Linked DNA regions of Mus musculus: regions 2, 3, 4, 5, 6 and 7 are each linked to region 1. A link is a loop called in an ENCODE intact Hi-C map of the cell type or tissue named here. Cell type or tissue: heart. All regions are shown on one strand. Each heading gives the region's core, and the rest is flanking DNA. Links, peaks and the distances in the headings are about the cores only. Region 1 has its middle 5.1 kb from the start of Mecom. Region 2 overlaps Mecom (MDS1 and EVI1 complex locus). Region 3 overlaps Mecom (MDS1 and EVI1 complex locus). Region 4 overlaps Mecom (MDS1 and EVI1 complex locus). Region 5 overlaps Mecom (MDS1 and EVI1 complex locus). Region 6 holds the start of Gm33206 (a long non-coding RNA gene). Region 7 overlaps Mecom (MDS1 and EVI1 complex locus).

Region 1 (4,544 bases), core at 151-4,150:
GTCAGTTCTCGTGCACACAGCATTTTTTGAGAGTATGTAACCCAAACCCACGCACACACTGGTGCCCATTCAAGCTGCAATGTTAAAGTGAAGATCCAGTTACAGCAATTTCATATACATCAAACCCTTGGGTTCTGCTGTGTGAAGAGACAGCCCGCTGACCAAAGAAAAAATATCCCATTACAGCTGTGAATGAGAAGACAGAGCCCAAGACCACACACACACACACACACACACTCACACACACTCACACACACACACACTCACACACACTCACACACACACTCATACACACACTCACACACACACTCACTCACACACTCACTCACACACACACACACACACACACACACACACACACACACGGGGAGGGGGCACGTTGAGGAGGGGAGACAGAAAGAGAGACAGAGAGGGATCCTTGTCATTATTCTAACTTTCAAAACAGAGTTTAGAGCAAGTCTCTTTTACAAAGTAAAATCCATACGTAGTGTTCTGTATATTATTTTTAACCCCCACAATATTCGTGCAAGATGTACATAATTATTCAACCATACAAAGAAGAAACTCAGTTGTTTGCCTGAATTCACACAGTTGGTTAAAATGGGATACTATATTTGAAACTTCGTTGGATCAACTCTTTAAGATATTAAAATCTGCCGAGTGTGGTGGTCATCACCTTTATCTCTGTATTTAGGAGGCAGAGGCAGGGGGATTTCTGTAAGTTCTGGGCCAGTCAAATGTTTGACTTTGTTTCTTTTTTTAAAAAATCTTAAGAATTGATCTTGCTGGATGAGGATTTATCTCATGTACAGTGCCCATAAAATCTGAATATGGCTATCTCTTAGCAACAGCAGACATGGCTATGCAGGAGAGAAATATGCTCATGCTTCAGATGAAAATTTCAAAATTCAATCTAAGATGCCGCCTTCAGGATGTCCACAGCGAAGAAGGGAATGAGTAAACAAAAACTGTAAGAGCAGGGAGGAATAAAAGGCAGAGACTTGGAAAGCAACGGAGGGAGAATGGGGGAAGGGCTGCCCATCCTTTTGGGGGATCCGGGAAACCTTTAGGTCTTAGAGGCGTTTGGCTTCTAAGATCCAAAGGCAACAAAACTGGGAGACGGGTTTCAACAAAGGACAGAGAAGGTGTAGGTTTTAAGTGAGTAGAATCAGACACTACCCTTTTCGCGACTAAGGCAGGAAACAGGGATTCAGCTGCTGAGGTGATTTAACAAGACAGAAATCTTGGCCAGATACTTTCAAGAGTGGTGTTTCCCAAAAGTGCACTATTTCGGTGAATCGTCTGGGAAAATGTCTTTTCGAGTTGGTCGGTCTAACCCGGCCCTGAGGTTTTGAGCTTCTAATAGTGGTAATGGTCCAAGTAATGGTGGGCTTCTAGGAGCATCCGCGCAACCTGCAAGTGAGCTCAGAAACGCAGAGTGCTTGAGCCTCACCTCAGACTTCCTGGATCCGAATCTGCATGTTAACAAGATCCCCAGGTGATTCGTGCGCACATTAAACTTTGGCAACATTCTTCGAGACGATTCTTTGTTCAATGCAAAGATCTAAAGAGGGCCTCTGGCATTGCACGCCAGCAGTCTGGCTTCTTTCTGGGGCTCCATATCCCCCAGGACTTAAAGATTTGTGCCCGAGTAGCAGCTCCTCCAGATCTTAAGCCGGTAGCAGCGCCGGGAGTTGTTCTCGTCTTAATCCTCCTCGCTGGGTTCCTTCCCACCCTAACTCGCTTCCCTGGGGCGCCCCAGCTGTGTCCCACCCCCAGCCTAGGCAGCTACTGTGCACAGCTGGAGCCCTCCATGGCTGGAGCTTCCGAGCTGCGGCGGCGGAGAGAGCCAGGCGGGGGCGCCGCAGACTAGGCTGTGCGGGAGGAGACCGCGCCCGGCGCCGGGAGCCCAGAGAGGGCCTCCAGAGAGACGCGCGGGGGAGCGCGAGCTCCGCGTGGGCTGCCAACCCGAGCAGCCTCCGCGCCACCCTGGCGCGGTCGGGTACCGCGTGAGTCGCGGATCACACCGTGGAGGCGGCGTGTATTACCTCCATCCGTGGCCCTTCGTACAGGAGCTTCCAGCCTCGAGGGCCAGTTGTCAGCGGACTAACTCTGAGAAAGAACCCGTTATCATTCCGAGCTGGCTGGGGAGCCTGGGAGGTTCGGATTGATGCAGTGACGATTTAAAACCAGCATCGCGCTTCCCTACAAGCCCGCACCTTTTTTTTTTTTTTTTTTTTTTTTTTTTTTGGCTTCTGGGAGCAGGTGGATGTTGCAGGGAGAAGGAACAGGGTCAGTTTGCCAAGAAAACTGGGCTCAAAAGCGCTATTTACAAAAGGGTGACATTTACAATGTGGAGGAGGTGGCTGGCCAGCGGAGGCCAGCCGCTGATCGAACCTTATGTGCTTGCTTTTGACCGGCCTGCAGCTTTACGCGATTACGGCTGCGCTGCAGAGCAAGGATTTCGTAGGAAGAGGAGACTATAAGTCGCGGGGTCTGCATGCAGCTGGGAGGGACGACCTTGCATCCCCCTCGCCGCTGGCCAGATGCACGGTACGCGAAAGCCTAGCAGGCGCCCCGGCTCTCGCCTTGCAGCGGTGCGAAGCGCGGATTTCCCCGCCAGTAGCTTCGTATTCAAGGCCAAGCCGGACTGGCGATTGAGAGTTAACACCTTTTCGTATAACGGGCTGAGGCAGGGGATACGAGTCTCAGCCCTTGCCGAAACCCACGAAAGTGTGCGTTTCTCGTTTCTCGTTCGGAGGATGTCAAACAGAATTGGGAGTCTGAACATTTCCAAAAGCTTCCGTGTGTTCTGTCTCGAGACCCATCGGATTTGTTCAAACTTTCGCGAGTGTGTGAATGTACGCGTGTCTCCACCCTCTCCTTCTCCCCTCCACCCCCACCCCGCCCTTGCCGGCCGAAGTCGTCCTATATAGCGATGATAAATATCCCTGTTGATCACTTGATTGATTACCTCCCTGAAAGGTCACGCGGGCTCGCAGTAATTTCCTTTTGCCTAAGGCTCCCTTTTCACTTTTACTCCAGTACGACAGCTCCGAATGCACGGGATCTTTATTTTTGATTTTAACCCCTAAATGCAACCCCTCCCGAAAACAATGCAGACAAGAAAAATCGAATAAAATCAACTCGAGACCTTTCTGTACACTCTCAGCCTCCCTCCTGGTCTTTACTGCTTTCTTCTTTCTGGTCGCCTCCACCCCCTCCTACTCCGGCCCCCTCTCCCCAGCTCCAATGTATTCTGGATACTGTTTAATAGATGAGTGTCTTGCAAGTAAACTCAGGCGTCCCTTGGGTCTGCATTTCATGTCTGTGACGCTCTCCCTTTCTCTCCTGTGGACTGAAAATTCGGATTTAAACCACCAGACAAGCTATTAATTTAGCTAGGCTACCCAGGGTCCTGAACCCAATTAATTTCTAATAATTATAGCCCAAGGGGGCTAGATAGATCTCCCTGCCTCTTTCTTTTATTGCCACACCACGCCACCGAGGTCAGCGTATAATAATAAAGTGTATATTTTGAAAGCGATCCCCAGAACGAGAGAGTTATTGCAATGAATGAAAATTGTTTCCATTTTGGCTAATTGAACCCCTGGCCGAAAGCTGGACTCTGAGACTAAATAAAGAGAACTGTTTCATTTCAACATGAAGAGACTCCTGCCTACCTCTGGTCACCCAGCGAGAGTTTAATTTCTTAACAGCCAACCTGAAACTCAGCGTTGGGTAAACAGTATTAATAATTACATTACAATGATTAAATTAATCTTTCTGGTAGCCAGGCAAATGTAGGTTTCGATTCAATAGCATGTAGAGTTCACTGCACAAAGACAATAGGCCAAGAAATACCTCCATAAAGAATTCAAACTTTCTTCTAAAGGTACTGTGGGGTTGGCTCAATTATAGTGCCAGGAAAGGAAAAAAAAACATTTCCGGTTCCTTGCTGTTTCTAGCATTAATTAAAGACACAGTTGGAAAGAGGAATACTGACCTGCCTCTTCCTTTTCAATAGTTTGTCTTCCTTTCCACTCCTACCTCTATCTCCCCATTTCTGCTCAAAGAAAGGAAGAAAGGAAGGACGGGGGTGGGGCGGGGAAACAACACACATGTGCACACACACACACATCCCAAACAAACCCAAACAGTTATTAAGCTCATGAATTTTTCCAAGTTGTCACCACTTCCAGAATGCCAGTTTCCATAGAAGGAAAGGCAAGAAAAACTTGTCCTAAGTCTGTCCTAAGTCTGTCCTAAGTCTGTCCCCCAGGAAACGAATTCGAGCAGAAGGAAAGGCGCGTGTGGGGACAGAGAAAGCAGCTTCAACTTCACCAGTTTGTCAGCCCCCCCCCCCTTTTCCTGGACTGCTTAGATCTGTGGTCAGAGGTGTTAGCAACTCCAGAGGTGGCAACAGAAAGTCACCTGCTGTGATCTCACGCCTGGGACTGGGGACAGGTGGACTTGACAGGGAATGAGAATCCGCTGGGGCAGCCGCAGGGAACCACCTCATAGCCGGCGGTGAAGGTCCACAG
Region 2 (4,544 bases), core at 312-4,311, 410 kb after region 1:
CCATTTTCCCATACCTGTGTGGAATTTGACCCTCTATTTTCAAAAAACTAAACCAACAAAACAAAACAAAACACTAAAACCAAAACCAAAACCAAACCAAACAAAACCTAAACCTCAAATTAACCTGTAACTTTTTTTTTTTTTTTTTTTTTTTTGTCAATTAAATGGTTTATTCAATCAGATGGGAGACCAAACCTGCTTGGGAATATCTATAAAGAATTTTTTTTACAATATTGTAGTTTTTCTTATAAAAACACTTAATTGAAATGCCTAAGAGCTGCCCAGCCCAAAAGTCAATAAAAACCCTAGAATAGAGTTTATAAGGGTTGTCTATGTACATAATTAAATCCTTCAGGCACTTTAAAACTCTGCAAAATAAATGGTTATGCAAGAATAGCCTGCTGAGAGAAGAAACGCTTGTATCAGCTTTAACCAGCTACCCTGTGTTCCGTCTTTCTGGGCTGGAATGAGAAAGCTATTAGAATCCTGGAGGACTGCGGGCCACATACAAATCATCTTTGTTACTCACACTTGGGGGGTACTTTATAGTGGCTGTCAAGACCAATACAAAACATGGTTTGTGTCTGAAAAAGTCAAGTGCCATTACTTAAGAAAGAAGATACTAGCTACCCAAGTCAGTGACCAACATCCAGGATGTTTACTGAGTTTCCTTGTTAGAGAGAGGTACAGGTTTATTATTGCGCCCGACTGAAGTAGACTGACATGCAGGTTTGCATTCTAGATTTGATGGGCCAGCAAAGGTTAATTACTTGCCGTGATCTATGTGGAGCAGGAATAAAGGAGATGAACCATATTTCGATTTCATCAACGTTCTTCGGGGAATATATAAAAGGATGCTATTATTATGTGTGGGTAGGGGTTGGTGCGAAGGGGCGGGGGCATTAAAAAGAAAGTTGTCTAATGAATGTAGCCAATAGAAAAGTCCAAGGTTTTTTTTCTCCCCCCTGGCCCCTCCAAGTTATGATAAATGATAGCACACGGGAAAGATAACCTAGCAGGAGAGTGGGATCGCCAAGGCCAAATACTAAAACTCCCAGCTGACGGGGCTCATACACTGCAGCCTCTGTTCATGTTTATTTTTTCTGCTCACTCTTGGTTTCGTCAATCAGTATGATAGACGATAAGTCCTGACTAGAGCGGCCCGCGTCCTGCTCTCTCACGGTGGGTAGCATGTTGTGGTTGGCGCCGCGCAGTCGGAGCATCGCCCGCACCCGGAGCAGCAAGGGATGAGGTTCGAGCAACTTCCAGCAGCCAACTCCTTGGAGAATACCAAACAGGAACGTTATCAGCAGAGAGTGGGGCTGCCAAGAAACTGACCACACATTAGTACCTTTGTTTGGGTAGAGTCTAAAGGGGCTGTAGCTCAGACTTGAGACACTTTCTGTTAAATCATCCCTGGTGTTAAGTGTTAAAAGAGAAGCTTGTTAAAAAAAAAAAAAAAAGAAAGAAAGAAAGAAAGAAAGAAAGAAAGAAAGAAAGAAAGAAAGAAAGAAAGAAAGAAAGAAAGAAAGAAAGAAAAGAAACCAGGGCTGATGGCCCCAGGCAGTCCTGTGACAAGACTCTTCCCAGTTAGAGACTGAATTTGTGGACTTCCTGAGCTGAGGTATATAAATGGACATCAATTTAAAGAAAAGGAAAGAAATCCTTTTTAGTCTCCTCTTTACTTGTAAATGCATCTTTACTTGTAAATGCACACTATCTGCAGCAAAACAGCATAAAAATTCCTGCAAAAAGAAGTCTGTGGGCACAGTGGGGGTTGGGGGCTGAAACACTTCTTAGGTCGCCAACAGCTCATCAGATAAATGGAATTTCCTGACTGCTATCCACAGATACTAATGTTGTTTATTTAATCCCTCAGAACTAACACTCTGCATTTCTTCCTAAATTGTTGGTTGTTTTTTGTTTTTTGTTTTTTCCCCTCTATTTCTCTATTTCAGACACTGGAAACTTTTAGAAACATTTTGATATCACTATTTTTTTTCTTAGTTCATTTTGTAGGAGCTTAGTGAGTATTTAAAAAAAAAAATCAAGAATGTCCTGACTTGATGCAGTGAAGGAGCCAAAGTGAAATTCTTTTGATATCTCGTGATGCAACCAGTGGCCAGACATTTCCTGTTCAGCGTTTCCCCCTGGGAATTCGGGTTTTCTTCCTTAAGAACACATGCACTGGACATCTCCAGCACTGCCCTGTCTGAAATTTCAAATGAGTGACCCACACCTTCCCTCCAAAGTGTTGCTTCACAGTAGGAAGGGAATGTAAACCGGACAGCTGGCTGCCTACACAGCTTTTCTTTGCTTCAGAAACTTTGTGGACTTGCTAGAGAGTGCTCCTTCCTACCTTCAGACTCGGTCCCTAAACAAGGCAAGCATTTTCTCATTCCGACTTCGCGTCCCTGGTGCAGTCCCTTGGAGCTGCTGATGTCTGTTAAGCTGAAACTCAACACGGGAATATTAGTTTTATTTCGGTTAATTATGTTACTAAGAGCTCATGAACCTTAAGATTTAGGGCTGGTCTGTTTCTAGTTAGGCTGCCAAGTTTTCGGCTTGATGGAGGGGGTCTGTTTCATTCTCCGTGGCCTCTGCACCTCCGTAACCCCTGACTTCCTCTTTTCCTGGATCGCAAGTTTACGTTCTCCCCTTCTGTGAGAAGATTGAATGCTTATTCAACTCTGAAATGACTATGGTCACAAAATATCAACAGTGATTTTTAATAGATCTGTGCCTATCAAAATATTGTTGCTGAATAACAGGGTAGAGGTAGTTGTGGCTGCTGATAGTAAGGAATCCGACTGTTAATAAAAAGCAGACAGGGGCTTGAAACAGTACTTCCAGAGTTGCAATTTAGACACTTTATATTACTTTATTTAGTGCAACACCTGCAGCTACTCACATTGCTGGTGGCTGAAATAATCCAGGTCCACACAGGGAGAGTATTAGAATTTCATTGTGCTATTTGTGCTTACTGTTTAAGCCCTCCTCATAGGGGAAAGCATTAGCTAAGTGTACAGTAGATAATAAAAAACGGGATTTGGCTCATCTGTGGCCCTTAAATCTGCCTAGTAAAAACCTCCCTTTGTAATTAGTATCTGACTTCCCTTGTACCTCTGCTGGGCACCTGGGGGTGGGCAGTGCCACAAGCTGCCACTTGTTAACGTTTAGTCAGTTGTCCCCACAGTTTGTGGATTTTATGATCAGGCCCTCTTCTGAGCCTTGGCCAGTGTGAACTTCCTAAGCTTTCTGCAGATGCTATAATGGATTTCGGATGGAAGATGATTGTACCTCAACAGGACAAAGAAGGTGCTTCACATTAAAGCAATAATACAAAGTCATTCTTCACCTTTAATTGACAGCCCAATTTAGATTTCAGAGGATGCTTTCTAGTGATGTTCTATTTTAATGTGAACTCCAAAGGGTTGATAAACATCAGTATATAGGTGTAAAGAGTTCAAATCAAAAAGTTTCCTCATCCAGGCCAGAGAGAGAGAGAGAGAGAGAGAGAGAGCGCACTTGAGGCTATTTCTCATTCCTGAAGAGGTACACAGTTCAGTGGATTCCTACCCCTCGACTTGAATTGCTCAGGGTCCACTGAGACAAGCCATACTGCTCTGCTTGTTTGGGGGTCAAAGAAGTAATCACTAAGGCCTTCCTTCAGAATATTTTTAAGCGTTTAGGGGAGATAAATAGCATGCGGAGATTTTATAATCATGATCCGAGTTTCCAGATAGCTGTCCCACTTCCTAAGCTCTGCTTGCTGAAGTTTATTTGGTCACTGAAACATTAAGCTTAAGCAGTCCTGTTCTTTCTACTTTATGAAAATGTAGACAGGAAATTATCAGCAAATTGCTCGTTTAGAATTAAAGGCAGGAAATGAACTTCAGTAGTTGAATTCTTGTTGTAAAAGCTTCTACCTAAAGTACAAATGAAGCCAGAAAACCATGGGTTTTTTTTTGTGTTGTTGTTGTTTTGTTTTTTGTTTTTTGTTTTTTTTTAAGTCTGAGTTTGCTATATCAACACAAATAGACTTAAATGAGTGTCCTATGTTTCCCCCAAATGCTGATGCATTTTTTGCAGGATCCATAGCTATTTGTCACTAATTTCCTGACAATCTAAAACTATAACTAGTCATCCTGGTTTTCTCAACCTCTTATTAAAAAATACAATTTCTTAAATTGCATTAATAGATGAATGTAGGCTATGACCCAGAAATCATAACTCTGTCAATTTATTACAAAAATATAAACATCTCTTCAAGTTTGAAAACTTGAAATTTCAGAACTTTCTATTAAAGCCTTGCTTATAACACATGAATATATATTCCTAAATAGTTGCTAGTTTCCCTCCATGGGGCCTTTTTTTAGCTATTCCTTTTTGAAGCTTGTTAATCAGATTTTATTCTTTGTGTGTTATATTGTTAGTATGCCCAATACATCAGTGGTATCTACAAAATAATTCCTGCACTTAATTTTCTTTTATATTTTTGTGCTGTCACTTTTATTTCTCCCAATATTTCAAACACTCTAATA
Region 3 (4,544 bases), core at 133-4,132, 350 kb after region 1:
GTGGAGAGCACCGTTCACTCACGTGTCGAGTCATAGGAGCACCTGCAGTGTTTAGGGCGGATGTGTGCTCAGAGCCACAGCTGCGGAGCCCTCCTGCAATGCCTCATGATAAGGTGTTGCCATGAGCACCTCTGAGACAGTTTGCACGCTTGGTTTCTAAGTTGCTTTTGGTTGCTGTGAATTCCTAACTCTACTAGTGATACCTTTTTCATCACTCCACATCCAGGATGGTAGGGATTAAAGTTTCAGGAGCTGTGAAATTGTGGAGTGGCTGTTACAGCCACTGGAAGGCCATGGCTGACCATACTTGGCTATACAAGTTCATATCAGTAGTCAGTGGCATCCATGCCTCAAGGCTGAAGCTACAAGTGAGTTGTCTGAACTGTAGTTCAAAGTTGTGGAGTACCTAATGTTGGCTGTACAGTGTTGGAAGAATAAACAGTGGCACACTTGGAATGCTCAAAGTGAACTTTACAAGATGCTGGTGTGGGCAAGGAACACCATAGGCATGGCAAAAGCCTTCTACTATGAAGGTCACCAGGTGGGTTCTTGCTGTTTCACTTTTCTGGCTCTCTGGTTATTCCCCTTCCATCCTATCTTTGCGAATCAAGCAAGTTTTGTAATTGCCTTCATCTATAGCTGGCCCAGGAAAGGCTGCTAAAGAATATTAGTGTGAGTGTTTATGGAAACCTGGTTTTGGTTTCAATTGGAAGCTGCACTATAGCTAATCACTTTTGTCCTTAAATGCTGTGCAGTCACTGAGGGTGGAGGGTGAACCCATAAGGATATATCCTACTGATGCACACTAAGTGCAAAGCCATGGTGGCTTCTTCAGACAGTTGCTCAAGGGCCTGCCTTCTGCTCTGCCAAGACCTACTGGAGCTCTGCTTGCTTTTCCTCACAGCTCTCTGCAGACCCGAGAGCTGGCAGGATGCCCCTGCCCTACCCCGAAGCTTTTCCTGTGTCCTGGTAGAAGAGTCAGTCTAAGATATCACTGTGATCAAGAAAGCCATGCCTTCTGAGTCACTGAGCCAGAGGAGAGGCCAAGGACAGCACCCCTTGTTTGGGGGAGGGTCTCTGGGTGTCTGACCATCCCAGAGACTACAAAGAAAGACCTGGCTCTAGTTTCCTTTCTCTTTCAGTAAACATACGCCTCACTTACTGGAACCTGGTTCAGTGAGAACAGTGTTCTGCCTGAACAGAGCATTGCCACGTCAGGCCAGAGTGAGGGTGGTGTGGTTCCAATAGACAAAACCAGTACAACCCATGACTGACATGTGACAGAGTACAAGGGTCTGGAAAGGGAAGATCCCACATCCTTCCTCCACTCCCAGTTCCTTGCTGCGGGAGGAGCACTGGTCTCCTGTTCTCTGTGTACAGTGGTTTAAGAAAGCTGGCTTTGCTCTGCCTTTGGATTCAGAGGAGATGGAGTACAGCTCTGGGAATCCCAGGTCGAATGCACTAAATGAGAATCTAGTACTTATTCTGATGGCAAGAGGAAGAAGCAATGACTAGCGGGTAAAATAACACCACATTGAAGCACAGCGACAATGTGAGAGGCCCTGCTGGCTGTCTTACGTGCAGCCACAATGCTGGTTCTAAGACACCATGGAAATATACCCTGCATGCCAGAAGTTTGTGTAATAAGGTGTGCTAATTTCAGTTATGGAAAACTTAGCTTTCCGTACTTGGATTTCATTTCAAAAGAGATTTTGTATTTTTTAAATGCATTTGTTTTCCTACAGCGACATGTGTCTCTGAGATACACCTGATACTACTGTATAACTTCTGAGTAGCGGGTTCAACTCCACCCTTTTTTACATCTAGGTACATTGACATTTGCATATGCTGCCACCAGGTGGTGGCAAATCCCTTGAGTCACGTGTATTTTAACTTTGAAAAAATCCCATTAAATTAAAAAAACACTAAAATATTTCTTTAAATTATATCTTTAGATGCTCAATATGTAAAGTAAGTCAGCCAAATTACGATAGCAAGAGTGGGAGAGAAGTTTCAAAGCCCAGTACCATTTGAAAATCCCCATAATGCTCGTATTTTATCTGGCATTAAGATATGAACTGTTTCTTCAAATAAAAAAAGAAAACTTAAAGAATAGAAAAAGTAATAGTCCAGAGCAAGAAAAGGGGATGGAGAGCACTTCCTAGAGCCAGGAGGAAGGTGGTGGAGATGCTGTGGAGTGGAATTGATTCTGCATGGGTGGTGGGAGAGGCAGACAGGCTTGGGAAAATGACTGTGGTAAGCCTTTTCCTCTGGGGCTCTGTGTTGGTGGAGTTGTGTCCTGCAGAAGCTTCTGGAAGGAGGGCTAGCGTGGAATGCTATAGCTGAATCTGTGATTGACGTGGTTTCATCAGATGATCAGATTCATCTTTGTCTAAATAGTCAACCCAGAGTTGCAGCTGGGTCCTCAGGTTCAAGGGCCAAGTCTTCCAGCGTGTGGGGTTCCAGGTGGCCGGCTTTCGATTTCTCAGTGCTCTCCTGTGCCGCTAGAAAAGACAGAAGGTAAGAGGCACAGCATGCGCAGACACTTGTTTTACCACCTTGATAGGGTGATTCTCCATGGCACACATGATCAGCATTAGAAACAATGCCTCTCCACTGGCTAACACACACACTTCCCATTGTGGCATGTGTGTGTGTGTTTGTGTGTGTGCGTGTGGGTATGTATGTGTGTGTGCTGTGAGAAGCTGTGTGTATATGGGGCATGACTGTGTATGAGGACAATAGCAGATGCCATGTATCTTGCTCTATCATTCCCCGACTCATGTCTTTTAGCAGGTCTGTTACTGAACCTAAAGATTACTAATTTTTTTGGTCAGACTGACTGCCAGCAGGCCCAGGGATGCTCCTGTCTGCATCCACCAGGGCAGGGTTATAGGTGTGGCCAGTTATGCCTGCTTTTTGTGTAGAAATTGGAGGTTTAGGTTCTGATTCCACATGTTTCCACTTCCCACTGAGCCATTCTCCTATCCATCCATCAATCAAACCATCTTTAAAAAACTAAGCAGCAGCAACAGCAACAACAAACAAATACTGCTCTTGACTAACTGTAGTAGCTGAGTACAGAAATCTAATTATCCTCCAGCAGGAAAACAGAGGAAGGGTTCACTGGCAAAGCAAAACAAAGACCCCACCAATCAACCAAACAAGAAACTCCAAGCGGTGGTTAATGACCAACCAATAAAATAACCAGGCACCTTGGGTCATATAGTTATTGAAAGAAGGGAGGGGGTGAGGAGGAGGGAAAGAGAGAGGGAGATGGAAAGAAAGGGGAATGGAGGGAGGGATGGAGAAGGGAGGGAGGGGGAGAGAGAGAGAGAGAGAGAGAGAGAGAGAGAGAGCTCTTGATTAAGTACTAATTACTAATTAGTTTCTAGTTGACTTGATTGACCAAGAGAAAGAGTTTCATCATGAGAAAAACTGACAGGAACACTAGAATGAATATAAACTCTCCTAAGGGCCTGGGCTGAAAATTCTCTATCAACTCCAGTTCTCACTTGTTATCAGGGGCCAGCCAGGGTTCACTGGCTAGAAACCCATAGCAGCCTCTCGTGCACCCGAATGGCAAACAATATGTCTGAGAGAACGTACCTGGAGTCTAGAAAAATTCTGCATATTTAAGGAACTTTCTAGTAAGTAAGAAGACAGGAACACAAGACCAAAATACACAGTGTTTGGTGATGATGACTGCTCTAGAACTCAGAAGAACCACAGTCAACAAATGTACTTGGTTCATCTACTTGGAGAGAAAACCTGAGCAATTTTCTCAATGATAGCAGAAAAACCCAAGAGCCTACCAGACTGAGAGCAAACAAGTGATAAAGGAGCCTATAGAAGGAGCCAGCAGGGTATAGCAGGAGACTTTATGAACTAGAAGAGCAGCCAAAGACTCCATCCCACCCAGGGGCTAGATGTAGTGTTGTTGTTGGCCTATATGCTCACACAACAGCAGCAAGGCAGGGATGAGCCCACTTAAGGGTCCCTGGGCAGGAGACCTTGATCGTAGCTCTACACTTAGCTCTCACAATGTAGCTTTTCTCTCCGATTCTGCCCATTCTGTTCATTTGTGTCAGCTGTTTCTTCCCAGAACTGAGATTTCAAATACACTCATCAGCCACCTATTGGCAAGTAATGGCAGCAATGACTATTGGTGTGTAGCCTACAGTTGAGGTCTTGGCCAAAACAACTCCACTGTGCTAGGTTTTGGTGGCCCATGTAGTCCTCTTTTCTCTGAACTGACATCCTTCATCCTAATATCTGTGATTGAACATTAATAAACAACACTACCCAATATGACCACAGGGTAGTGGAAAGAGTTAGAATGCTGTATGTGTGTCTGAGCTCAATATAATTTGATCCAGGTATGTTTCCATTCCCTGGGGTACTTTAAAATACTCTGCAGTGCCTGGATTCAGATCTTCAGCCTCTTATTAGGCCAATGTGGTCAACTATAACACAATAGTGGTTTCTATGTAGAGTGAGCTCCACCAGAAGTTACCTTCCCCTTCCCCCTTCTCTCCCCTCCA
Region 4 (4,544 bases), core at 362-4,361, 500 kb after region 1:
GGAAGGAAAATGGGGTAGCAATTGTAGAGGAATCAGCGACACATCTCTTGAGTCCCAAAATAATACTGAAATTTTCTTACCTGTGTCTCACTTAAGCTTAGGTGAAAGTCTGACCACTTCCCACATTGCCACTGTGCCGTGGAGAGAAAGCATTGATTTTCTTTTTAAACACACATCAATATCTATACACAAAGCTAATTTAATTAGCAAGCAGTTATTGTTCAGCCAAATGTCAATTTCTCAAATTATTTCATGCTTCCCAACTGTATGAACGGTATGAAGCAGGATTTCACAGATAGTCTGTGAAGGAGAGACTGCATATGAGATGCCCCCCCCCCCAAAAAAAAACAAAAAACAAAAAACAAACCCATACATTTGCTTGGTGTTAGAAGAAAAAAAAAAGTCAGACTTGGAGTTCAATGGCTGCTTAGCCACCCCAAGAACCCAGAGCTGCAGAATTAAAAAGACTATACTTAGGCTGAGGTTATAAAGGGCCTTCCTCTATAAACTCAAAACATAATGTCAGGGTGAATGGGAGCCTACTTTATTAACTTTATGGTATTGAAAACTGCCAGCAAGTTGTCTTGTTTTTAAATACCGTCCTCTGCAGAGTGTTACAGGGCCGTTTGTCCACAGGAAGCCATTAAAAGTGGACAGTGCAGTCATTTCATCTGGCTTTCTGTGGACTGCTTTTCTTTCTTTTAATGATGTGCTGGCATGTACCATGCCCATAGGGCCTCCATTAGCTGGACTCTTGCTTCTGGGACAACCCTGAAGTTTAAGGCTTAAAAGAGGCATCGGTTTACAGTCCTGTGGGAATCACTTGGATACTGGGGCGCTGACTTATTACCGCTTTAACTAATATATTGACTTATTTTAAATAAACAGTTATACCATGAAGGCAGAACCCATGGCCTTATTGGAAATCTTTGGGCCTTTTAAAGATTCTGCAGTCCTTGCAGCCTAGGGAGGAAGGGAAAGGATTGCGGAGGGTTTATACCCATTTCAAACCTGGAAGAAAATGCATTAACCCCTCCCACCCCAGCCTGGCCATCAACCAGTGTGTGACTCCTAGAAAATCTACCCACTCTGCTCAAACTGAGAATTTCCCAATGTTGTCTTCTTGGTAAACAACAATTAAGAGCAATAAAGAAAAGAAGCGTGCCATGGCTAGTACTGAAAAGCGGTTTAAAAGTATGATTATTTAAGAAAAAAAAATCTGATCGCTACTCTGTAAAAATCTGATCGCTACTCTGTTGCATGCATTCTCAAAGCCATACATTGCTTAAAGCCGCCTCCTGCCTTCCACTACCCTGGTAGTTAGATCAACTTTCCTGATCCGGGCTTGCAAACTAAAGCTGGTTCGAGATTAAGGTAAAACCATTATTTGTAATAGTCTATTGCAAGGGCGGTGCTAAACTCTGCAGAACAGGCGTATTCCTGATCACTGTGGAGCAGAAAGCAGCTTTGCAGTGGCTTAATTTGTAGCTGGTAACTACTGTAAACAGATTTCTCTAGAAATCCAAGGAGTAAAGGGAGTTGGTGGATTTGGCTCCTTGTATTTATTTATTGTTTTAGAAGGCTCCTAACTAACGGGAAGCAAGCTTACAGGGAAGCAAAGCACACTCCTTGCAAAACTCTGCCCTCTACCCTTGTTTGAGCCTGTTTTTCTTCGGATGGGGTAGATCTCCTAATGGGTTACTATTGGAGAGAGGCAGGGAGGAGCGCTCTATCACTTATTGTGAGATTGTGGGACTTTTTCTCTAAATTTCAAGTTATGTTAAGACAAAGCAGGATGGCTGTCATCATGTGAAGTTCCTGCCTCATATGCAAAAGAAGACGGTGTTGGGAGGAGGTGAGGGGAGTGGGGACCAGGAAGCTGCTGTTAGACTTTCTTCGCCCAGATAGATGCTTGTGATAATGCCGTGTAATCTTTCCTGCAGTTTATCTGTTGTACAAGAGTGAGAATCACAGCACCAATATTGATACTATTTAATAAGAGACACATATTAAACGGATAGCGGTAATGTTAGAATGGATCCTCGCTGTCTTTAGACACATCTCTCAAGGTCTCAGGGAGGAAATTAAGGAAATTCAGAGGTAGGAGCATCCTCCACTCAGGCAGTTTCCCAGGGTCTGTGTCTGTGAGACCTGGAGGCTGCAACCAGGCTGTCAGATCCTGGTGGGTTCACCTAGGTCGTTGAGGCTGCAGGCACTGTACTTTATTTCGGGATACATCGCCACCTAACGGCCTCCAGCCGTACCTGCAAGAATACCATCTAGACCCGTCGCTCCGCCTCCCACACCAGAAGCTAATGTAAGTGGGGAGAAAACAAAACAAAACAAACAACAACAACAAAAACCTCAAAGGTTTTTTTTTTTTTTTCCCTGAAATGTGAATTTAGTTAGGACCTGTCACTGATTTCCCAGGACCTTTGTGTCGCCACCAACCTTTCCTGCTTTTCTGAGAAGCTTTGAAAAAGGTTAGGCAGTGGGTGCTGCAAGGCCAGGGTGGGGTGAAGTAGGGGCTTGGAATGGTTTGGGGCACTGAGCACCCAGACCCCCTGATCAAGCTGAAGTGTCTGAAGCACTCAGTTCCCCAGATTACTTGTATTTAATACACAATGCATCATAAAACAAATCTCTCATCCTGACAGGAAGAAAATAGAACAGCTCATAGCTCCAGCTATTCCAATTTATGGCTAAATTAAAAAAAAAAAAAAAAGTAAAAGAAAAAGAGCACTTCAACAATGGGCAAGTTGAGGAAGGGCCTAAGATCAATGCAGGGAAGCCCAGACTCCTCATGATTCTCAGGCAGGGCTCTATGGGAATATCTCAATGCTTAGGTTATTTACAAAGGATTTTTCCCCTGTCTTACCTACTACTGCTGTGAGATCTCCCTCCCCCCCCCCCCCCCCCCCGCCAAACAATGGCCATTATCTGAAATAACAGTTCAGTGTCATAGATAACAGGCCACCAAAATGAATTAGTCACCACCTCTAGTCATTTACTGTCACCTGCTTCCTTGTCTTCTGACACTATTTTTGTTTTTTGATCAGCATTTTGGGGAAAATAAAGATCTACTGGATTTTCACATTAACTTGCCCTTGGAGAGAAAGAAATGTGGGTGGTACTGTGAGTCCTGATTCATAGATAAAAGTTTAATGTCAGCACACATTCTAAGCCTGTGAGCTGGCTCCACCCCTCCCAAGTACCTGTTCCTAGACCTAGGCATTTTACTAAATTTTCCATTGTTGAGTTGAGAATAAATTGGATCTGAGGGCTGGCGATTTAGCTCAGAGGCAGTTCTCTTGCCTAGTGGGGGTTGGGGGTGGTTGTCCTGGAGGTGTTTCTGTCTTCTCTTGGTGGGTAGGTGAGCTGTATCTTTCTATTTGCTTTTATAAATGGAGTTTTCTCATCAAAAGCATTTATTCTCAATTAAGCGGTGGGTTTAACATTTTTTTTTCCAAATTTATCTACAAATAAACACATGGATTCTTATATTTTGCCATCCTCTATCCAAATTCTTTCACCCAATGTCATCTCTGCATTGTATTGATAGAAAGTGCCCAAACTTATTATAAAGTTATCTAATATATAAAATATGAATCACTAAAAGCAACCACTTGCATAACTTGACTCTGGGGAAGTCATGGCCTTTTGAATAACTTAGAAAATATTCTCAATCTACTACAATCTATTTGTGAGAGAGATATGAAAATAATGCTTTAGATTTTAAGATTTGTTCTTGTGTGTGTGTGTGTGTGTGTGTGTGTGTGTGTGTGTGTGTAGGGGTATTTTTAAAATGTACACATTTCTGGGGACCTAACTATAAAAAGGAAAGGAATAAATTTAAGTAGAAACTTAAATTATATTTTATTTTAAAATATGCTTAACTGGAAACTGGAAATGTGTGTTAGTTTTCACTTTTGAAGCTGCTGTCTTGAGACTTTTAATGCGAGCCAGTATCTCTTTATCCTAAGAGTTGCCCTGGCCCTCTTCAGAGCTTCCAAACTACCAGCCTGCCTGGGGAGGCACCCTCACACCCCTGAAAGCAATTCTCCACCCTATCTTTCCCATCCCCCACCCAACTCTAACACAGACTCTCTCTCTCTCTCTCTCTCTCTCTCTCTCTCTCTCTCTCTCTCTCTCTCTCACACACACACACACACACACACACACACACACACACACACACACCCTTGTGCTCAGGACATCAAAACCAAAGAGATTTCCCTGGGGAAACAAATCCTGCCTGGAGAAATTTCCCCATTGGTTGTTTATCGGCAGAAATCTACATGTTTCTGGGGATGGTGCATCTATAATCAGTCTGTCCCTATAGGACTTGGGTCTTGGCGACCTTTTTGTGACCTCTCCCGCCAGAGGAGGCTGCTGTCACTTTAAAAATTTACTGAAAGAGGAGCCCGTCGTCTGGCTTCCGACCACTCTGGAGATAGCTCCCTTTCTCCCTCGCCCCGGTTTCTTTCTGGATGGCCGAGCAGATCCCCTTTAAAGAGACAGTTCATGAAATAGAAACCCTGCGG
Region 5 (4,544 bases), core at 320-4,319, 150 kb after region 1:
TTTAGGATAAGGGCTCTGTCTGTCTTTTTTGTAGGTGAGCTCTCACTACCTAGCATGCTGGCTAACTAAATGGATAGATAGACTTCCATGGACTCTCATTGACCTGGTATTGTTTGGGGACATTTTTATGAGCTACATTCTACCCTGGAACTGCTAATGTTTTGAAAATAGCAGTAATTCCAGAGAGCTTTTCCCCTTTGTCTAGTAGACTGTTGAAAAATTTTAGAGATCGGGGTATGTTTTTGGTTAGTTTGAGAAGAAAAAGTCTATGCGTATAAACCAGAGGAGAGGATTCTCCCCCTAGATAGAAGTCCTGGGATAATCCAGCAGCAACTTATTTTTTCCCATAACTCTGAATGTCTACAGTGCAAATTGGGTTAGTATTTACAAATATAGAAGACATAATCTGCCTTGAATGGAGCAACAAAAATCACAGTGCTTTGATAAATCCATCCTCTTATGAACGAGCCTCAACTCTAGTTAATCTCTCACTGAAATCCAGCAGCTGGGAAGAATTTCTTTCTTTCTTTTTCTCAGTGATTAATTAATCAATTATTGGGTACCAGCCCACCCTGGGACATGTAGTTGCAGCAGGGCTAAACACATCCTCTCCCACTGAGGCCCAACCAGGTAGTCCAGTTAGGGGAAGGGAATCTAATGGCAGACAACAGAGTCAGAAACAGCCTTGGGGAGAATTTCTCAAGTTCATTTTCTCCCTAGGTTAAGAGGCTTGTCTGGAAGTAGCCAACAAGACTTAAGAAGCAACAATGGCCCCTTCATCATTTAGCTCCTGATCTCTGGTCTCTCCAGGGCTTCCTGCAAAGGCAATGATGATTTTAATTGCTTATTTATTAATAATTCATCTATTGTCTATCTATCTATCTATCTATCTATCTATCTATCTATCTATCTATCTATCTATCTATCTATCTATCTCTGTCTGTGTGCCTGTCTGTCTATCTATCTATCTATCTATCTATCTATCTATCTATCTATCTATCTTCTATCTATTTCTGTCTGTCTGCCTGCCTATCTGTCTGTCTATCTATCTATCTATCTATCTATCTATCATCTATCTATTTCTGTCTGTCTGTCTGTATGTCTGTCTATCTATCTATCTATCATCTATATCTATTATCATCTTTGTTATACAGCTCCTGGTATTTTAGATGCTTATTTTGATCCCTGACCAGTGTCACCTAGAGCATTATTGGTGATGACAGCTGGTTACTTTCAGGTGACTTTAGTTGTTTGGTGACTTGAGAAAGTTCATATTGCCCATGCCACAGAATGAGTTCCTAACCCGCAGATGCTGTTTTCTTTCACCTGGATATTGCTGCGTCTGTCTGCTATTGCTTGTGGTTTGAAACTGCAGATTGGTTATGATTTCAGATGCTCTGCTGATCCAAAGTAATCAGGGTCCAGTCTCCGTCATGAGCTGACTCTTAAAGAATCAGAAAAGATGGGTTCCTTGGTAGCCAGTCAGGAAGATATTCCTGTCTCTTTGGCATTAGGAACATGGAGTCCCTATATTCCAAAGCCATGCAGAAAGCAAACTGTGAGAAACTTCTGCAGCACAATGTGTTTGAGCCTGGTTTTGGAGTCAGAGCCGGTTTGCCTCTCCGTCTGACATGTGGGTTGGTAACACTGAGCGTAAAGTACAAGACAGCAACAGAGAATCTGAGCCCAGAGAATATAGCTCTGCACAGGGCCTTTTCGTGGTACAGCTGTCCACGAATGTCAGCTGAAAAGCAGATATTTGTTGTTAAAAGCAGGCAGATAACTGACTGGCAAAAAGAGGTGGACAAGATAGGGTCAATTTAGAAGAAAATGATTCCCTTTCCTCTTAACCAAATATGCTCCCTTCACTTCTGCTGAAAGTCCATTTGTCACGTTCCATGATGACTGTGTGTGTACATTTTCTCCAGTGGGTATCACAGAAGGCACTATCTAATAGCTTACTCATTTTAAGCATCAATTTATGGATGTTGTTTTTATTGGCTGTTAATGAGAATTATCATATAATTATAAAAAGTATAACGTGTTTGTTTTTGCTTAGGTATATTTTTAAAAATTTGAGACAGAACTTCATGTAGATTGGACTAGCCTGTAGTTGATGGTAATCTTCTGATTCTCCTGTCTCTGCCTCCCAAGTGCCAGGATTATACACAAAGTCCCTACCATCAGTGTTTGTAGTCTGGGGTGGGACCTACAGCCTGGTGCATGCTAGGCAAGCACCCTGCTGATCAAGCCACATCCCTATTCTCCATCTTGCTTATTAAGGATGGAACATTAGAAGTCTTTGGTGTTCAAATGGTAGTAGCCATATTTCTGGCTATTTTCTTTAAATATTTTCACACATTTTAAACTTTAACAGCATTATTCAATATTATGTGTGTGTGTGTGTCTGTGTGTGTGTGTAAGGGTATATGAATGTGTGTATATATGAATGTGTGTGTATATGGGTGTGTGAGTATATGTGTGTGTATATGTGTGTGTGAGTCTGCAGGCTTGTATGAGTGTATGTGAATGTGTGTGTATATGGGCGGTGAGTGAGTATATGTGTGTGTGTGTATATGTGTATGTAAGTCTGCCTGCATATATGAGTGTATGTGACTGAGTGTTTGTGTGTGTAGGATGCTTACATTCTATCAGGAAGAAGAAAGCTAGACTATTGAAGAGATGCTTCTTGGAGTTTGCTCACAAAATTCTTTTCTCCTCAAGCAAATACCAAGTCTGGCATTTGAAAAATGCTTTGAACTATTTTTGTGGAAATTACTGCACAATGTTAATGTATTTATTTTATAAGCATAGGTAAATCTTGCAAGGCTTTCTTTAATGCAGAGGCTCCTGGTGTGAAGCATGATGGGACAAGAGACAGGTGGGATGCTTTGACTTTAATACTCAAGCTTTTGTTTTCAAACTTTAAGCTATTGAGTTTAAATTGTTAAGCCCCCTCCCACATGTAGGATTTCATTTCCAGATGTCTTGTTTGAATGTGAAAGAGAACCCTTTGCTATATTTTCTTCTTGATTATGAGCTTATGTAGGGACCCAGGAGGCCAAATAGTGTGGTAGGGGAAAACAGCGTGGTGCTCAAAAAAAAAAAAAAAAAAAAAAAAAAAAGTCTTAGAGTCAGACAAACTGAGGTTAAAATCCTAACTATAACCTGCTAAATCGATTACCTTAATTTTTCTTCCCTGTAAAATGGAGATGATAATGTTGGCTTTCTATGGTGGCACTGAGTATTTACTTTGTGTCAATAAAGGATAGCTGCTGTTTGTCTGGGCTGCTGGCCCTGCTGGAGTTGGCCAGTTCCCAGCTGCCCAAAACATAGGCCGGCGCAGTGGAGTGAGTGAGTTGGGAGTCATAGAAGCATAGAATAATATTGTTGCTGGGGTCTGGCCTGGGGCATGATCCCTTAGCAGATCCCCCCGGCTTTGCCTGTAGTACACTCCTTTGAGTAGAAGGACAGAGCTGCAGAAGGACCCAGGAGGGCTGCCATGGTGCTGGACCCAAAGGTGAGGGGTGGCCTTTCGGGCAGGGACTCTGCTTGGTTCTATCCTGGCTTCTCAGGAGGCAGCTGTTCTTCCAGCTGCCAGATATGGGGGTGGGGGTGGGCTCCTATGGGCAGGCCTGATTTCTCGTTTTCCTCTTTATTATTATGCTGAAATGATTGACCGAAGAGGCCCAAATAATTACGTTCCCCGTGCTTCGTTATTTTAGGGGTTGAGTTGAATATGAGGACAAGTGACTTTCAAGTGTACCAGCTCTCTGGTGTGTCAGGAGAGTGATGCACAGTCTGACGTGTAGTAAACCCCAGCAGTGCTCAAACGGTCCCCCAGCCTCTCACACTACCAACGGTGCCCACACACAGTACTGTCCCTTACTGTACCGAGGAAGGGAATGGGAACAGCTCCTTTACCCATTCCAAGTGGCAGGCACTTTCATAATCAAATCTAACATTATTAAATTACAAATAGCCTTGTTTGGGACTCACACCTGAACCAAAGGCTTGATGCTGCTCTCGAGGCCTCAGTGGTCAGTGTGAGCAGGCACAGTCACCCTTCCATCAAGCCCTGCTCCTTTTTCTGAGCACTTGGGTCCTGCTTAATTCTTTACCATCAGAGCCTCTTTCCCCTGCTCCTTGCTTCTTGCAAGCTAAATCTTTAGTCAGGGCTTCCACCCCAGCCCTAGCAGTCCACTGTTAGCAGGGCAGCGGGAAGTTGGCCTCATAAATTATTTGGTAGAATGCTATGTTTTGACTCTGTGCTTAATTGTTGTTGAGATTTGGGTTATGTCATGGTCTCTTTTCTTTTCTTGTTTGGAAAAGATTCTTTTTATTGCAAGAACTGTAGAGATCACTTGGACTCTGGGCCTTTGGACATGTCCGAATGCCAAAGTCGGAGCAGGAATACTGGAATGGTTTCTTCATGAGCCCTTTAAATCCCTTCCTCCTCAAATTGGATTTTTATTGTGTTTGGGTCAGTAAAGCATGCAGCTGCAGACAGGGCTGTTGTGAAATATCAGGTGTATATTTTCAGA
Region 6 (4,544 bases), core at 369-4,368, 620 kb after region 1:
TTTTTTCCTGCCTAGGAGGGTTCCCTAATAGAAGGAAATGGACCACCACATATGATTAATTGGGGAAAAGTGTCTCTTCCAAGGAAGCATGAAATTCCTCTAGGAACTAGAGCGTTCACACATGGGATTCTTTCCAGCTTCACGTAAGTCATGATAGACAACGGGTTGTACTTACTATGATTACACTAACATAAATTAGAGGTAATAATATGTATTTTGCAGTGATGGTTTAAATCTGATATATTAGTGGCTTCATAGAAAATATGTGATAATTCATGATTTTAAAATATAGAAGTAATTCAAATGGTCAAAAATAATAATTGCTCATGGGTTATGTTGAGAAGCATATTATTTTCCAAATATGAAACAATTATACCTTCTCTAAATTCTGACTCATCATTAAGGAAGCTATTCTCAGCAAGACAGAGGTCACATTAAATAAAGGTCCTTTTGAAATGTAGTTCATTATAGTAGTTACAGGTTCAATATATGACTGAAAATCAATGAGCAGACAGTCAGTTAAGACATCTAGAAAAAAATTAAAATTGCTTAAATGCCAGATTGCTGGCTTGTCCATAAATAGAATATTAAGGAAGAGCGTATTTCTTTTGAAAAGCAAAAATTTTTATACTTAAAATATGATAATCTGAACTGATTTACAAAATAACCTAAATGTGTAAGTTGACTGAATACCATCTATAATTACTTTGGAAAAATTTCAATACATAGTTTTCTTTCTTACTATTTAGAATCTGTAAATTACATATGCTGACTTTAATTAATAGATTTTTACTCTCTGTCACTTGGTAACTGGAGATCATATTTTAAGCATTTTTTAGATTTATCAAACTAACTTTTAAGATTCTCTGAGAATTTCCTAGAGCATAGAAATAGATTTTGTGTGTGTGTGTGTGTGTGTGTGTGTGTGTGTGTGTGTGTGTGTGTGTATGTGTGTGTGTGTGTTTTATTGAATTTGAAAGTAACACACTAATTGTTTTAAAACCAAAGCATTCGGGGAAACGAAACGGTGGAAGAAAACAGAAACAAATCATTTTTAAGACTCATTCCCAGGGGGGATTGCTACTTTGAAAATAACATACAGATATTTTCCTATGTAGCCAAGCACAGTTTCTTCCTGTGTTGTATCACTTATGGCGTTTAATACTCACTATGAATTAAAATTCCTCCTGTGTTTTCAGGGCCAGCACGTGTACGTGTATTTTATTGTCAGTGTCTTTTGTCAAAGTCTTGCTGCACCTCTATACCTTTATTTTTACAAATTTGATTTCTTTGAAACACAATTTTTATTTTTTTCCAGTTCTCTTTTACTATTGAAGCCTCTACATTGAGTTCATCGGGTTGTTTTCACAGTGTTAATTCCCAGCGAGGAATTGTCTCCGTTAAAGGAAACGCACATTTTAAAGCTTGTCGCTCTACCTTACTTTCTAGCTGCTTCCACATCTGCCCCACAGGCTGTGTCATCTTTCTGTTAATACAAAGCATCAGGATCGTGCTGTTTTCAGCACAAACTCTGCTAACACAACATTCTGCCATTTACTAAGCACAAACAATTTTCACATGCATATTGACTGTGATTCTAATTTCGTGAGCTTGGAGTAATTCTATTTTATTTTACTGGCTGTTCAACTTTTTCTTGAACAGATTTATAGTAACTTCTCATATACTAATTCTGTTCCTAGCCGTTTGTGAATTCATTTTTTTTAAATTCGCTTTTAAAATTCATGGTATTCAACATATTAAGTCATACATGGCAAAGCTAGTGTGAGCAAAGAGGGTAGAGAATATAGAGAGTTAGGGAAGAGGTTTAAGAACTATCACGATATCCTCCAAACACCACTTTATATGATAGTTAAGCTATAAGAGAAAAAGGTAGAATTAGAACTGTAAAACATTCCTGGTTGCAAACATTTGAAAATACTGGTCATGTTCTAAGGGATGCCCAGGCCTGCCCTGTGGGACTCTGTCTTGTACCACATACCTTTGTGTCTTGTATATTCCACAGGGACAGGGCAGAAACTTCTCAAGACACCCCTGAGCTCTAGGCGAGAATATTTTTCCATTTCACACATGAATATGGGTTTCCTGAAGGTCTAATTCCAGGTTCTTTCCTGATAATTTGTTGATCGTGTCGGCATTGACCTTCTTGACTACATAGCTTTTAAGGGGGAGAATGGACTCCCGGACTGCCTCTCCAAGTCCATGAACATGAAGTCCATCGGACTTTCAAACTTTCCTAATAGCAGAGGGCCCACATCAGTGTGACTCTGAGTCACTGAGTGAGCTTTAATTTCTTACTGCTCTCTTGTGGCCATTCAAATGAACTGTCCAAAGACCTAAAAATCCTATAATATTAATAGAAAAAATATTTTCCAGACAGTCATCATTTTGTAACAGAAAAAATTATTGTCTTGACATTTGAACATCAAAGCCAGAAAACAATTTCTTTTCTTCTTTAGGTATTGTGATGTAGTCTCAAAATTCAAAAGTAAAGGCTGGAACATTCTCTCTCTCTCTCTCTCTCTCTCTCTCTCTCTCTCTCTTTCTCCCTTTCTAATTTCTCCTCTCTTTTGTAAAGTCAACCACACAGTTATTTCTCTATGAAGTCATCAAAAGAGTGAAGATTGAAATATTTCTGGCTATTCTGAAGATAAAATAATGCAGTTCCCAGCTTGTTCTCTTGCTGTGGTTTTGGGAGTATCTGCAGTCTGTGTTTAGTCATCATAATTTGAAACAGTCATTTCTTTAAGGAAGAAAGCCTTCAAATGCAGACTCTATACTTGAATGCAAATACTGCACAGTTAATAAAAGTCGCCCTGTCATGTTTGTGTCTTATGATGTTGTTTGTGAGTAGAGTGGACTCAGGCACTGCAGTCTAAGGAATTCTAAGGGGGAGAGAATGTGCTGAAATGCTCTTTCCCTGCAGTTACATCAGTCAAGTAAGGTATAGCCTAACAACTCTCTAATTCATTTGACTTAATTTCTGTGGCCATGTCTAGTCAAGAATACTATGGTTTAATCACAATTATGAGCAACTGTGTTGGAATTAGCTTGTGCACATCATATAGATAACTCTTCTACGGGATGAGGCTCATGCTGTTCCTGGCATCATTCTATAGCCACAAAGATGGTTTCAGAGGATTGCCGGGGGCGGGGGGTGTGAATCCCCAAAGGCTATAATATCAATATGTGAAATCTTGACCACTCAGTTGCAGGATTGTCTCCTGAAGATACTGGCTCACAGAAGTTGTAGTTTATTATAAGACAAACAAAACCTAAGCATGCCATAAAGAAATATAAAAACAGAATCATGTTAAACATCACAAACAAGAATGATATAAGGACATATCTGGCCATGAAGATCAAAGGATGGTTTCCTGAGAATGTGACGCAAGAGTCTAGAAGCCACAAAGAACAGAAACGATGGGGTGATTAGGAGGACCAGCATGTACACAGGCTCTGCCCTGAGAAGAGTGGAAAGTTTTCATAAGATAAAACAATGGCCAATACCTTCAGGAAGAAAGCAGCAGAGAGAACAAAGTAACTTAAAATTGAGGTACAAACATCTTATGAGCTCAGCCAGAGTTAGTTCATCTTGACTATAAGAGAGAAAAGAAGGCATCAGCATTCTCTAAGTATAAGACCTTCTCATGTTTGAAAAGGTTGTTCTCCCAGGTACATAGACAATGGAATTAAAGAGGTCAGAGGGCTGAGAAGCAAGTCAGTTGAAATTTCCAATAGTTCACATGGCAGGTAACAGACATTTACAAGGTCTGAGGAATATGGGTAAAAACAGAGACAGGATGTTGATGGCTCAGGGCTTGAACATCAGTACTAACATCACAGAAGGTTATTATCAGCATTCTAGCTTCAATAGTGGGTGTGCTTCCTCAGCAAGGATGGAGAGGTGACCAGTTGGGAGGGGGAAAGTTGAGTTTAACAGGTACATGACTTGTCAAAGTGGACATATAATGAAGGAAATTGTACATGATGACCAAGATTTCAAAGGAAGGACCTGTGAAGGAGAGATATGAATGGAGTTGATATTTAAGTACAGGAGGAACCACAAATATTAATGAAAAGATTTGACTAAAGGGGAAAATAATTAGTAGTATGCTAGATAACTAGGACACAAACTAATAACCTCACTAACAATTGTAGATCTAACATGATAGATATTTCCTCATATCTTTGCTCCTATTAACTCATCCAATAGCCCCGATTATTCTATGATGGAGATACTACTGTTATCCCTTCTTTCTGAGAATATTTCCATGTGTGTGTGGATATCCAGGTGTGGGGGGATGTGTATACATGTGTGTGTGGATATGGAAGCTAGAGATTGTGTCAGGAGTCTTCTTCAAGCACCCTCTCTCATATGTGTCCAGGCAGGGTTTCTAAGTTAACTCCAGGGCTTGATGACACAGCTAGTCTAGCTATATAGCTTGCTTATGGAACTTCCCATTGCTGTCTCCTGAGTGCTGGAAGCACAGACAGGCCAGTACACCCACTGGCACTGATATGTG
Region 7 (4,544 bases), core at 288-4,287, 310 kb after region 1:
TGCTAACAGTATATAGTGAGCACACATTTTTTGAGCTTGCTTTTTTGACCACTTAATAAATGTTCTTGTGGTCATCCAACTGCAGTGTGTAAAGGACTTCTTCCTTTTTGTTGATTGCACAGCAGCCTAATGAATAGATGTATCATTCTTTAGCTATTCCTGCATGGTTGAGCATTGGGGTTGTTTTTATTATTATACTTTCTCACTACTGCAAACAATGCTCAGTGAGTAACTAGGTTACATTTCTAATTATTTCACTGTTTGCTCATTTACCTTGCCAATACTAATCAATTGTCTACAGAGCAGCAAATATGGGTTTTTTTTTTCTTCTTAAGCATAGCATGATGCATAAATAAATGATCCTTTCTGCCAGTCATAGGTAAAAAGTAGTACTTCAGTGAATAACATTCCTCCTACTTATGGCACTAGGGTTTTTTTTTTTTTCTCAGATAGTTGAGTATCTCGCATGTTTCTTTCCTTGCTCACATATCTTTGGTTATAATACCTAGTTTCCAATCACCAGATGGGCATTTTACTTAACCCCACACGATTCTTACATATGTCTGACCTCTTCTATATTTGAACCCTGCCAACTTTGGGCTATGGTGAGCATCATAGTAAGTTGGAATGCAGGAATTTCTAGAAAGAAGACTGCTTGAAACAGGAGGTAATGTCTCACTTAATTTTATGATGAGACCACAGCATTTATCATTTTGGAAAAACATGCAGTTCCCGGTGCAAACAGAGCCTCCGGAATGGCTGGAAGGGCTGTATAAGGGAGGAGTCAATCAGGCTGTCACAAGGCCTCCAGGACAAGCACAGCCCTGGTTTTACTAGCTTCAAGCTAACATAGCATCCCTGTGTGTGTGTGTGTGTGTTTTTTTTCTGTCCCAAAGAGAAAACATGGAACCTTCATAGCATGATAGCGGTCTTGCTTCCCTAAGACCTTTGTTACCCTCCACTGAGCCATTTGCCTTCTTTAAGCAGGGGTGGGTGCCTCTCAGCTTTGAGGGCCTTTTTTACATTTCAAAGTAGGTAGGTTAAGATAAAGTCTCTTCACCTGTATTAGTACCTTTGGATTATTGACTTTTTACTGTTTTCATCAGTATGATGGAACATCAAGTGTGTTCTAGATAGCGTGGAGGTAACACACATGTGCTCCTTTTCAGGGTCCCGTAGGGTGACCGTGTCATTGTGCTAACACTAGGAAGCAGAGGCGTGCATTCTCTTTCACATTTGCTGGGCAAACTGCTTATTTTGTGTGCCTGAGGCTTAAAGGCATCAGCCAGTGCACTGGAATGGCTGACCTAACATGCGTGTACAGAAGTGGAATTTTGGAGATTAACTTGTATTTGACTTAGTTCAGGTCTCCTTGTAATGAGAAGTGCAGGGGCACAAAATTAATCTCTCCCAGTTTGTGGCTCTCTGGGGTACTGCTTGGTTATAGAGAGCTTGGCTCTTAAAAGTCTCTTGTGCGAAGGGGACTTTGCTGTCCTAGTCACTGGCTGCTCCTGGTTGGGGTGCGGGCTGGTTTCCTTGCATCACAGAAGCCCTGGGCAGGATGGTTCTGATAGCAGGTGAAGAGAGTGGTCTGGCTTCAAAGGTAAAATGGGGAAAATTTGGGCCAAGCTTGTCAGATGCGACACCTTCTTTTCTCATCTATGAAATCCCCATTTTGGTGAAGACTGCACAAAAGCTTTCAAGCCAGATTCCAAACCCGTGGAAAACTACCTTTTATTTATATTTTCAGCATGGTACTACAGCCCTGCTGCCGGGGAGGTGTAAGTCAAGTTGATATAATTTCGATTGATTTGCTTTTAAAAGCTTCGTGATGGCGGGGCGGTTGATGCCCCGATGCAGGTCTCTCACAATTGGATTAATGCACTTAACGAACAATTTGATCGCAGAATTTATTTCTACGGCCTTCACATTTACTGTTAAATGCACTTATTCTCCAGCAGGCGAATTAATCCCACCGTGATGCACAGCAGTGTGGCAGGGCTAAACTCTGGGAAGACTTGTCTGGGAGGACCTCTCTGACGCACCACGACTCCAGATTCTTCTTGCTCACTAATTTTTATCATCAGGCAGATCAGGAGTAAAATCCATGGGATGCATATCCCAGCCATATCTCTTTCCCTCTCACGGCCCTTTAACACAGGCAAAGGGTCAATGACAGAAGAGAAGGCTGCAGCCAGAAGTTCCCAGGGTACCAGATACTCATATATGCGCCACAACTGTTAGGGTATGGCATTGGCCATTCAAAGTTATGACTTTTGTTTTAGAAACTCCATCATGGCTGAATTCTAGATTACACTGAGTAAATGATTTTTTTAAAAAATATTTTTTAAGGAGTTATTTATTTTTGTTTTATGTAGTGGTGTTTTGCCCACATGCTTATCTTCTGTGGACATGCAATACCCACCTAGGCCAGGTGGTGGAATCAGATCTCCCAAGAGTGGAGTTACAGATGGTTGTGAGCCACCATATGGGTGCTGGAAAGGAAACCTGGGTCCTCTGGAAGAGCAATGAGTGCTCTTAACCACTGAGCCATCTCTCCTGTGTCAGCAAGTTTCAGATGATAATGTCAGAGTCCTAAGCTTTACTGACAAAAAAGAAAGGTCCAGGGACCAAGCTCATTTGCTAGTCCTTCACAAACCAAAACATCTTCAGACTCTTGTATCAGGACGGTCACTGGGATTCCTGGTTGTAGAGTACAACAATCCTGTCTCTGTCTTCTGCCATTGGTAGAGTTTGAGCACTTAATATTACTGTCGGAAAGGAGAGAAACACTGAAGGGTTGATTCATTTTCTTTAGATTTTATAGTAATTTTATAGCATTATTTGGGAATCACTCTGAAAGAATAAACAGTGGCAAGTATTTCTGGGCTATATTACAGCTTCTAGAACATTATGCCGGAAGTGATAATTTTATATAAATCCAAATACATCTAGACAAATTATACACATAAGGTATAGTGTTGCATTTTAGGTATCTTTAAAGAAACATACAATCATACAACACTACCAAACCACAATTATCCTCTTGGATAAGATTCCACAGAGACAGATTCTTTTGTTTACTTGGTCACAGCAAAAGAGAAATATTCATATTTATAATATTTATTAAAATAGATGAGAGTTAACACTACAAATTTTTAAGAATTTCTCAATTTTGTGGAGATCTAGACAAATCAAGTTGTTTTCAATTAGAAGACTGATAATTGACTCTTCTCTCTGGTCATATGAAAGTGGAGCTTGCAAGCAGCAGGTCTGTCAAGGATGGCCCTGCAAGATGTTTAAAACAATTCACCCCCTTAACTCATGTCTAAAAAGGTCTCTTGAAACTAATATGCTCTGTGGAGTTAAATACCCATAATGAGAACTCTGAAATCATGCATTCATAAAAGGTTTTGAAAACAATTACAGAAATTTAGTTAGACATTGATTTAAATTCCAATTAGCAGCAACCCCGAGATGTGAGTTTCTATCTGTAGCTGCCAATGAAGGCATTTCACAGAAATGCCTAGTAGACTGCAGCCATGGGTTTTCCTTCGAGTCCGGAGGAATTCACAGCCCTGGAGACAGCCAAGAGGCTCTGGTGTGCCTTCCTCCTCGGCCTGCGCTGCTGCCTGCTACACTTTGCAAGCATCTGCCAACAATGTCAGCACTGACCTGTCAGGGAGGATTTCCCAGTCCTGGCAAACCTCCGAAGCTTCTTTCTGACATCTTCAACGAACTAATTGTTGTCTCCTGCCTCTGTGAGTCCTCTGCAGTCCCAGTGAGTTAGTGTCGTCTCAAGGGACGAGAAAAGGGACTCAGAAAATCAATTTATCAGGCTATTAGGCATTGTCATCAGCCAAAACAAAAACTCACTAAAGACAGGAGGAAAAGTTGAAGAAATGGGTCCCTGAGAAAAGGTTACGCAGCATCCATCTTCTGTGCTCTTCTGACTGTTCCCTTTCTTTGCCCATTTCATACCGTTTCCCTCTGTTAAAAGACACTTTATGACAGGCATTGTGATTTCTTTGGGATGGAGGGGAACCTCTTCTTTCGGACACAGTCTGGGCAAGTTGTGAGTGACAGTGGGAAAGGGTCCAATTGCCACTGAGGACACCAGGCAATAAATCATTCTATGCTGGCACCAGCTGGCTGGACCAATCCTACTTCCTGAGTAAGTACCAGGGCCTAGAGGGGACAAAACAGCCATTGTCAGCTCCTAGTGGCCACACTTCTGCTGAGATCTCTCAGCTCCTTGGGACTGTTTGCAGGGCACGGCACATTTGGAATACATACTTAAATAAATTCCCCGGAAAAAGGAAGAGAGCCCGGAGTCACATCATTCCTGCACCCAACAGTTCAGAGCAGTTGTTAACCAGGGGAAATCTTCTGTTTTTCTTTTACACACAATCAAGAAACTGCTTCTATCAGCCACGGGCTTTCTGTTCTTAACAGTTTAAAATATAGAATTGTCCTCAGAAGTGAGTTTGTCAAAACAATCTGTAACAGATGAAGCAGAAACATTGTAAATAATTTGGGAGATA

What was found. Hi-C counts contacts between places; a loop is a spot of excess contacts. Peaks named below come from ENCODE experiments on the same cell type or tissue, not always from the same donor. Only the 100,000 strongest peaks of a DNase experiment are listed, where the experiment ranks them.
Region 2: a loop joins it to region 1, with 2.9 times the contacts of the local background. A loop is called at or near these places in 5 of 42 quality-filtered maps.
Region 3: it touches region 1 in a loop (7-fold over the local background); 5 of 42 quality-filtered maps call a loop at or near these places.
Region 4: a loop joins it to region 1, with 7 times the contacts of the local background. A loop is called at or near these places in 25 of 42 quality-filtered maps.
Region 5: it touches region 1 in a loop (2.5-fold over the local background); 4 of 42 quality-filtered maps call a loop at or near these places.
Region 6: it touches region 1 in a loop (6-fold over the local background); 5 of 42 quality-filtered maps call a loop at or near these places.
Region 7: a loop joins it to region 1, with 2.3 times the contacts of the local background. A loop is called at or near these places in 7 of 42 quality-filtered maps.

The regions. Positions count from the first base shown.
Region 1 is chr3:30,512,549-30,517,092 of GRCm38, reverse strand. No RefSeq gene overlaps it. Among named protein-coding and RNA genes, the nearest start is that of Mecom, 5.1 kb to the right of the region's middle. In heart, for the core only: a CTCF peak has its summit at 1,861 (motif pointing right); DNase peaks (open chromatin) are centred at 1,882, 2,472 and 2,942; H3K4me3 peaks cover 2,655 bases; H3K27ac peaks cover 2,189 bases; H3K27me3 peaks cover 698 bases.
Region 2 is chr3:30,103,311-30,107,854 of GRCm38, reverse strand. The region is part of intron 2 of Mecom (MDS1 and EVI1 complex locus); the gene reads left to right. Among named protein-coding and RNA genes, the nearest start is that of Mecomos, 86 kb to the right of the region's middle. In heart, for the core only: no CTCF peak of the experiment used is centred there; DNase peaks (open chromatin) are centred at 1,194 and 2,204; H3K4me3 peaks cover 1,380 bases; H3K27ac peaks cover 3,313 bases.
Region 3 is chr3:30,157,845-30,162,388 of GRCm38, reverse strand. All of the region lies in intron 2 of Mecom (MDS1 and EVI1 complex locus), which reads left to right. Among named protein-coding and RNA genes, the nearest start is that of Mecomos, 140 kb to the right of the region's middle. In heart, for the core only: a CTCF peak has its summit at 1,854; a DNase peak (open chromatin) is centred at 908; H3K27ac peaks cover 716 bases.
Region 4 is chr3:30,013,139-30,017,682 of GRCm38, reverse strand. The region is part of intron 2 of Mecom (MDS1 and EVI1 complex locus); the gene reads left to right. Among named protein-coding and RNA genes, the nearest start is that of Mecomos, 4.5 kb to the left of the region's middle. In heart, for the core only: a CTCF peak has its summit at 2,245; a DNase peak (open chromatin) is centred at 2,232; H3K4me3 peaks cover 473 bases; H3K27ac peaks cover 1,054 bases.
Region 5 is chr3:30,360,184-30,364,727 of GRCm38, reverse strand. All of the region lies in intron 1 of Mecom (MDS1 and EVI1 complex locus), which reads left to right. Among named protein-coding and RNA genes, the nearest start is that of Mecom, 150 kb to the left of the region's middle. In heart, for the core only: no CTCF peak of the experiment used is centred there; no DNase peak of the experiment used is centred there.
Region 6 is chr3:29,888,705-29,893,248 of GRCm38, reverse strand. It overlaps Gm33206 (a long non-coding RNA gene), which reads left to right and starts at 22. Exons shown (of 6, transcript XR_880724.2): 1 at 22-143. Mannr (Mecom adjacent non-protein coding RNA) reads right to left here and starts at 2,232. Exons shown (of 2, transcript NR_110437.1): 1 at 2,000-2,232. In heart, for the core only: a CTCF peak has its summit at 2,333 (motif pointing left); no DNase peak of the experiment used is centred there.
Region 7 is chr3:30,207,227-30,211,770 of GRCm38, reverse strand. The region is part of intron 2 of Mecom (MDS1 and EVI1 complex locus); the gene reads left to right. Among named protein-coding and RNA genes, the nearest start is that of Mecomos, 190 kb to the right of the region's middle. In heart, for the core only: CTCF peaks have their summits at 2,434 and 4,221; no DNase peak of the experiment used is centred there; H3K27ac peaks cover 798 bases.